3 separate regions of the Mus musculus genome follow, and regions 1 and 3 are each linked to region 2. A link is a loop called in an ENCODE intact Hi-C map of the cell type or tissue named here. Cell type or tissue: heart. All regions are shown on one strand. Region 1 overlaps Gm46948 (a long non-coding RNA gene). Region 2 has its middle 40 kb from the start of Col1a2. Region 3 has its middle 77 kb from the start of Tfpi2.

What was found. Hi-C counts contacts between places; a loop is a spot of excess contacts. Peaks named below come from ENCODE experiments on the same cell type or tissue, not always from the same donor. Only the 100,000 strongest peaks of a DNase experiment are listed, where the experiment ranks them.
Region 1: it touches region 2 in a loop (8-fold over the local background); 19 of 42 quality-filtered maps call a loop at or near these places.
Region 3: it touches region 2 in a loop (13-fold over the local background); 7 of 42 quality-filtered maps call a loop at or near these places.

The regions. Positions count from the first base shown.
Region 1 is chr6:4,406,353-4,408,852 of GRCm38, reverse strand. The region is part of intron 3 of Gm46948 (a long non-coding RNA gene); the gene reads left to right. Among named protein-coding and RNA genes, the nearest start is that of Gm33788, 17 kb to the left of the region's middle. In heart, a CTCF peak has its summit at 937 (motif pointing left); no DNase peak of the experiment used is centred here.
Region 2 is chr6:4,544,858-4,547,357 of GRCm38, reverse strand. No RefSeq gene overlaps it. Among named protein-coding and RNA genes, the nearest start is that of Col1a2, 40 kb to the right of the region's middle. In heart, a CTCF peak has its summit at 1,418 (motif pointing right); no DNase peak of the experiment used is centred here; H3K4me3 peaks cover 577 bases.
Region 3 is chr6:3,910,365-3,912,864 of GRCm38, reverse strand. No RefSeq gene overlaps it. Among named protein-coding and RNA genes, the nearest start is that of Tfpi2, 77 kb to the left of the region's middle. In heart, a CTCF peak has its summit at 1,394 (motif pointing left); no DNase peak of the experiment used is centred here.

The sequences.
Region 1 (2,500 bases), 140 kb after region 2:
AATTCTGGTTTTATTTAAAAAAAAAGTCATTGATTTCATGGAGAAGGTTAATATCCAGTAACCAATATTCAAAAACATTCCTCTATCTAACAAGCATAGCTGCATTCACTTACAGTTCTATATTCTAATTTCTTTAGGATGAAGTCATTAGAATTAAACCATCCTTGAGCTTATTATGATTACAATGGCTGCTGTAATCATAGTTAGTCATAACCATAATTGTCATCACAAATATAATGACTATTAAAATTAATTTAAATAACTCACTCTATCATTAATGTAATTGTTATTGCTAACTTTGTGCCCTCTTATAAACTGTGCAATAATGAATAATTGAGAGAGCGTTGGAACTGTAAATCATGAAGCCCAGTACTAACAGTACCAAAAGTTTACGTGTAAGTTAGTAACAATGCATTCTTCTCAATTCTAGTAGTTTTATGAACTACATTGACTTTCGTAAGTTATATCTTGCTTCAAAATTTATTTGAAATGACAGTAGAGACAGGTCTGTGCAAAACTAATAAGATAAGAAAGAATTAGGGTCCTAGGACTGCACAAAACTGCGTGGTGAAGGCCAGAGAAGAGAAAGGGATTTTCATCTCTTTCTTGGAAGTGAGTTTGACTACAGGAAGAATTTAGTGTTGGTGAAATTTTATCCCGCCTCTGTTCTTTTACATCCAGCTTCTATCACTGTCAGCAAAGCCCTTTGTGGTGGAATTCCACTGAAAGATGATGCCAATGGTGAATCAAATGACTATTTTGTTTCCACATAAGATCACTAAGGCAAAGGAAATGAACTCTGTTTACAGAGTGTTCTTGTCTCAAGCAGTTCTCTTGCTTACTGGTTCTCAGCATCTGAAAGGGCTCCATCCAGTAGTAGTAAAGGATGCTGGGGGAGAATTGTAGAGGTGGAAGTGTTTTATGCCCTCTACTGGCCAATTTCAGCATCACAACTTAGTACAGTAGTATGGTGTATGCGTTGGGTTCTATGGCCAGAGAGTCAAATATCCATATTGTCTCTTCATCTCCTATCATTCGTCCACTTGTGTCTTTAAGCACATTCGTAGTCTCTTAAGGTGCTATGGAATTCTATTCTCCTTCTTAAGACTCTTACACCTTTCTTTGTTTTTGAGGATTCCTTTAGAACTGTTTCCCGTATACCTATGACTTGACTGAAAGTACCACACTGTCCCACATAATGCTTATTATGGTTGTTAATTCTGTTGTTCCCCTCATGAGACCATCTTCTCATATTTTTCTTATCTTATTGCATTACTGCTAGTCCTTCAAGATCTTTTTCCGACACTGCTCTTCTCCCTCACTTTAAAAATGATAGGTATCAGTTATTTCAAACGTTCTTTATTTGTAACTCTATAGCACTAAATTTTTCTTTATTATCTATGGATCACTTACAATGGGCCAGACTTCACTGCAGATATTCAGATGAACATCTAAGGAAACGACTCTGATTAAAATCTGCCTTTACCCTGTATTTGGGGCTGAGCAATCACAACAATTGATTTTTCTATCTTTCTTTTCTTTTTGAGAAAAACCTCGAGGGAAGCTGCATTTTGGAATGAATTTGGTCTGTATTGTACAGCATGGTGACTATACTAATAACAGCACACTGTATACTTGAAAATCACCTTGAGGGCTCTGGTGTTCTCACCACAAAAGTGATCAATATAGAGATAATGTATATATTATTAAGCTTGTTTGAGTGACCCTACAATGTATAGGAATTTGAGAACATCATATTGCACACAGTAAATATTTACACAGTTAACATCAACTAATAAATGTATTAAATGAAATAAATTGACTTGTTGACTGTGAAATGCCATTGTAGAACACGATATTACAGGCAGACACATGAGTTATGGACGAGAATATGCATATACTTGAGAATCTTCAAATAGATATTTATGGGTCATTTCAAACTCACTACATTGACTCTGAGTCAGAATGGAAAGTGAAAAAAATCTGTGAACTGAGCTCTGGGGTCACTTGAATGCTGCAAAGAGAAGGGAAAAAATGAAAGAAACAAATAACAAGACTAAAGTGAGCCAGATAGAAGCCCCAAGGGACAGTGTCAAGTACAGAAGGCTTTTCATCAATGAACGCTGTACCCAATCTTGCTATTGGGATGATAAGCCAAGGAAGATGAAGTCTCAGAGGCCACCTGTGGCTCTGTGCTAAGGCAGGCACCAGAGCCATCATCAATGATTGACTCATCTCATCAGATGCCTGACCGAAGGACGCTCAAGAGAGAAAGTAAAGACAGCACACTCAAGCAATCTTAAGTAGCACTGTAGTATAAAAGAGGCGGGAACTTCAACCAGAGGCAGGAGGGGACATGAGTGTGCGGTCTTGCATTTGTTTGTATCATGATGATGATGATGATGAGTGATCTAGTTGAGACACAACACTTAGTGAGATTCGTGACACAAGAACTATACTCTCCGATAAGCACTATCCATTAACAGGTAAGAGAAGGATC
Region 2 (2,500 bases):
AATTATTCCAGACCTCTGTGTTATAAGGGAAAGTAGATCTATAATCAGTGATAAAAACCCATGAAGGAAACAATTATAATCAAATCATCCATGTTTCTTTGAAGTGGATATATTATATTGTCACTCATAGAGCCGGGCACAGCACCAGTGATAATAGGTGATTTAATGATGTTTAAAGCCCTTGAGTAAATTCATATAAGCCAAGAGAGTTCCCTGAGGACAGGAGTTTAATAATTATGATCATTTCTTGGGCTGATAATACTTGAGTTAGTATTTCCACGGCCAGAGTTTTTAGAAAAATCAAATTGAAAAACTCAAGTGTCAGTCGTTCAGCAGACGTGTGAGTTACAAGTGCACTGTGCAGAAGAAGTCCCCAGTCAGCACAAAGGCCAGCTCTAAGCTCTGGAACCTTCATTTCAAAACTGCATTATCTAATGGCACGTGGTAGCAACCACCAGCTTACAGCATGTCTTTATCTCTGTGGGCAATTCTCCTTTACATCATTTTTAAATTGTGAAGATGGGAAGGTTAGTACAAATTTATATATTAAATGTTTGAAGCTGTTAATAAAATCCAGGTATGTTTTTATTAGGTGGTGGAAGGTGGAATATAACTCAACAGATGTGGGAGGGTTTCGGGATTAGCAGGTCTCTCTATAGTAGGAGAAATTGATGTGTAATTGAAATCCAGATACGTTATCATTTAATCTCGCTATGCCTTGAGAGGATGGTACCCACGGAAGCTAACTGCTAGTTTTGACGGGGGAGTAAAGGTCTGTAGGTGGAGATTTAGCTCTTGTGAGAACATGGGTGGTCCTGACAGTCCAGTGTCTACTCTTTACCAACCTCACAAAGCAGTTCTGTGGTGCGCTGTCTCAGCCTCACAACTCAGCTGTCATCACTGAGCACACTAGGTGGAGATCACGAAGAGGATTAAAATGTGGATGGCTCCAAGTCCGAAGCCCTTGGTTTTGTCTTGCTCAGTTTTTATTTTTTTTCCCAACGTTCTCTTGACTCTCTTCAAAAATATCCTTTGCAATTTACCCTCCCTCTCATCCTCAATTTCTTTCCCTTGTTTAGATCCTCGGAGGTTGATTGCTTACTTCAACTCACCACAATTTGAGACAACTTCTGTAGAACTGGTTAGCTCTACATCCAGATGGTTGTTGTCCGTGGGACTTAACATCTGCCGCTTTGTGACTGCTTATCAATTCCCTGGGAGATTAGCGATTGATCTCCCAAAGAGAAGGCTACCAAAGGAGGGGACAGGCAAGAGTTAGGAGGGGAGGGGAGTGCATGGAAGTAGACCAGAAAGGAACTGGACAAAGGGGCAGGTAAGGACGAGGAAAGCTTTTGTTTCTCTTGTAGGAACTGAGTTTCCATTCAAATGATCTGCATTGGGGTATTCTACTATCCAGCCAGCAGGGGGAGCAGTGGACTTGGAGTGCCGTCCTGAGGGTCTTTGTCCGGGATCTTATCTTGCCTCTCAGTCGAAAACGATTGCTTCTGTTTTCTTCTTACCGTTTAATGGTTACTAGAGACGCTGGTTAAACCCTACATTCCAAAACAGCCCCCTCTTCAATGATACAGCGTATTTTGCATTGATACATTTAATACATGGTGATTGTCTGTTTGACATTTTTTTTCTAGATTCCAGCAGGTTCATTAATTCTGGTCCAAACTGTCTCTATAGCTTGGATTTAGAATAATTGTTTTGCTTAGGAGAATTCAGTTGAGGAGGCTACGTTATAAGACATTTGAAGTTTCGGGGAAGCAATTATTGTCTTTTAAAAAACAGGATCTTGCTATGCAGCACAGGATGCTGCACCCCACCATTCTCTCTCTCTCTCTCTCTCTCTCAGTTTAGGCATGCACTACCAGCATGGTTCTTAAAACCTTGTGGCCTTTTGTAGATTAAATGTTTGTTTACAGTCAAATAACTAAGAAACTCTTACTTTATCTAAAGGTGTATGCCAATGACTGATCTTCGTTTACTTCATTTTGCTCTTCTTTGCAGAGGTTCTAGGGATAGGTTCATTTTGATGTGACAAGAGTCCAAGATTGGTTGATCAAGCCTGTCTACAGACGGACAAAGGTCTCACTTCAGGGAAATGGAAGGATGAAAGAGAAATGTCTACTTTAGTTTGGATGAGGCCGGTTGGCTGCCTCAGACTTTAGGTGATCTGCGCGTTCTGCATGAGACATAGTAAGATACATGCTCTGCGTGAATGAGCAGCGCTAACTACATTTAAAATTCAAGACTCTCCCTAAATTGGAGAGCCAGGAGTTAGAAGTTAAATGAAAAGGCTATTGTGAGCGACTGGAAGAGAAGCGGGGTCGCTTTAAGCAGCATCTCTGTGCATGCCTACTGGGATACCCAGGGTTCTGTGACATGGATAGAGCAGACATGATAAAGAAGTGTGCAAAAGCCAGAATGTAAACTCTACCTTCCCCTAATTTCAGAGGCTTTCCCAAGACCTCCAGGCTAACAAACCCATGTT
Region 3 (2,500 bases), 630 kb after region 2:
CGTACATTTACTAGCAAATTAAGAAAAAACACATTCTTTTAGAATGAATAAACTGCTATTTCTAGTGTAAATTCTTTTCATGGAGATTTGTTTGTTTCTTTTTTTGTTTAATCTGGTATAGTTTCCTTTTATACTTAAAAAATACTCTCATGTCTGTGAAGGGTTACTAGATAAAACCTCTTTTTGTCATATTTTATCTAGGAAAGTCTAATCCATATTGGTTACTGAGGTTTGGAAATTTAGGGTCAGTTTTATTTCTTTTTCAGCACTTTAAGGATATTGATCCACTGTTTTCTAGCTCTAATTATGTTTATGAGAAATATATAGTCATTCAAATAAATTTCTCTACAGAATGTTTTCTTCTTTATTTCTGTTTAGCAAATTGTTTGCCATGTCTTTAGGAATGGTCATATCTATATCTCTATTCCTACTTACTGCTTTGTATTTTTATATTTGTAAATTTATGCCTTTCATCAAACTCAAAGATTTTCCACCATTATATCTTCAATTATTTTTGTTCTATTATCTCAGCTCTACAAGGACTAACTGCATTTTTCTACAAATGTCCCTGATAACTTTTAGATACTTCTCCCCCCTCTACCTTTTCTTTTATTAATTTCTTTGAATTGTACTCAATTCCATCATTTTATTATTTTCATTTTAAAAATATTTTTCTTATAACTATTTAGAGCACAAAAATGTGCATATTATATTTATAAAATGCCTCTTTCTGCTTCTTATACTTTCTACTTTTGGTAAAATATTTTACATTCTCAGTCATAAAGTTCTCATAAAAATCCTTTTGAGCATATTACAATAGGTTTTTAGTCCTTAAAAAATATTGCAAAATCTATGTTGCCTTTGACTTAATGCATCAATCATAACCTGAAATATAATTCCCTATATGTCAAATCAGCTCGAATTGTACCTCATACATGGGGAATGTTACTACATATATACTAAATTCTGTTACAGTTCTCTGAAGATTGTTGGCATTTCTTCTAGGCTGGCTCAAACTCCACAGCCAACAACTTAAGAGTAGAGAGTTTTAAGTCTTAAACCAGGTCTTAGAGTCCTAAAGACACGGAGGTGCTTCTTATCCAACTATGAACAATTCATGGGAAGAGTGAGGTTTCAGAAGAGTTCATTCTTAGAATATGAGTTTGTGACTTGTGTTTTCTCCTCCACTGTTTCCCATGTTCTTCAAAGACCCTTTAACTGCATTCTGAGAATTGTTCTTTCTTAATCCACTCATGACATTGTCTGTGGGATGAACTGTACGAATGACAACAGATGATTCTAAGCGGAGGAGGCTTGTAAAGAGTTGTAGCGTTTACAACATTGCCTCCTAATATTTACTAAATGTTTACTTCACTGGCTCCCTCTTCTGTTTCTACAACAAAGTACAAGACCTCTAGTGAGCGTTGTGCTTTCCTCTCTTTTCTTCCTCTCATAAGGCATCTTTGAGGATACTTTTTTTCTTGGAACCTTTCTGTCCATAGTTGCATTTTCACCTCTTGTCAGCGTGCCTCCAAAGAAGGCCTCTCTTTCCAAGGTGTTCTCTTCCCAGAAGCACATTTCCCAAGAATGGTGTGCCTGGAGTACATACTTCCCATACTTAACGGACCAATCATTGTCTGGAAGCCAAGTTGTCTGATTGACCTTGGACTGTCTTCTTTGTTTCCTCTTCATTGGGATCATCTCTGGAATGGAACCCTGCTGCACTCTGTTCTATTGCTAACTTTGTCCCTGATCCTTTTCTGCTTATTACTTGCCCTAACCTCTATTTTAATTTAACTTCTAGGTGTGATTTGAAAGATTTCAGATATTTATTTAAGTAGGTAAACTGATGGTGAGAACAGGAAATAAAAACTAGCCAGACAGTCTTAAGGCAGAGAATCCCAAGAACAAATGGCTTTTCCTTGGTTCAAAACTAGAGATGTTCCACATTCGTAATTGCATCCTTGCCAAAGGTCACAGGTACTGAGAAGGAACATAGCTCAAATGTCTTCAGTTCTCAGACCAGAGTGGAGGTCCACTTTCTCCTTATTTCTCCTTTTACAGATACTTCCTATTCACCCTAGGAATGTCTTCCAAGGGTACTCAACTCCATTGCACATATGCACACACATACACATAAAAATTAAAACTCTTTAAAAAACAAAATAAAATAATTATAAGAAAAACATAACTCTCTTTGATCCCCAAATTTCATGGGCATGAACTCATAGACCATAAACATTGTGGGAGTTTTGTGTCAACATCTAGCACACTAACTCTTGAGTTTTCTCACACCAGAGGTATGAAAGAAAATCTCTGCCACACTCAAAATCACTGCAGTTTTCTTCAGCAATAGATTTGCATTATACCCGAATTCAAAGTAAAACATAATATAATGTAGGTACAGTCTACAAATAATATTTAAAAAACCCCTTTGGCTTTATTTGGAAAGATATACAGAAGTATATGAAATGGACGTGTGGGATTTAAATGATTTTTT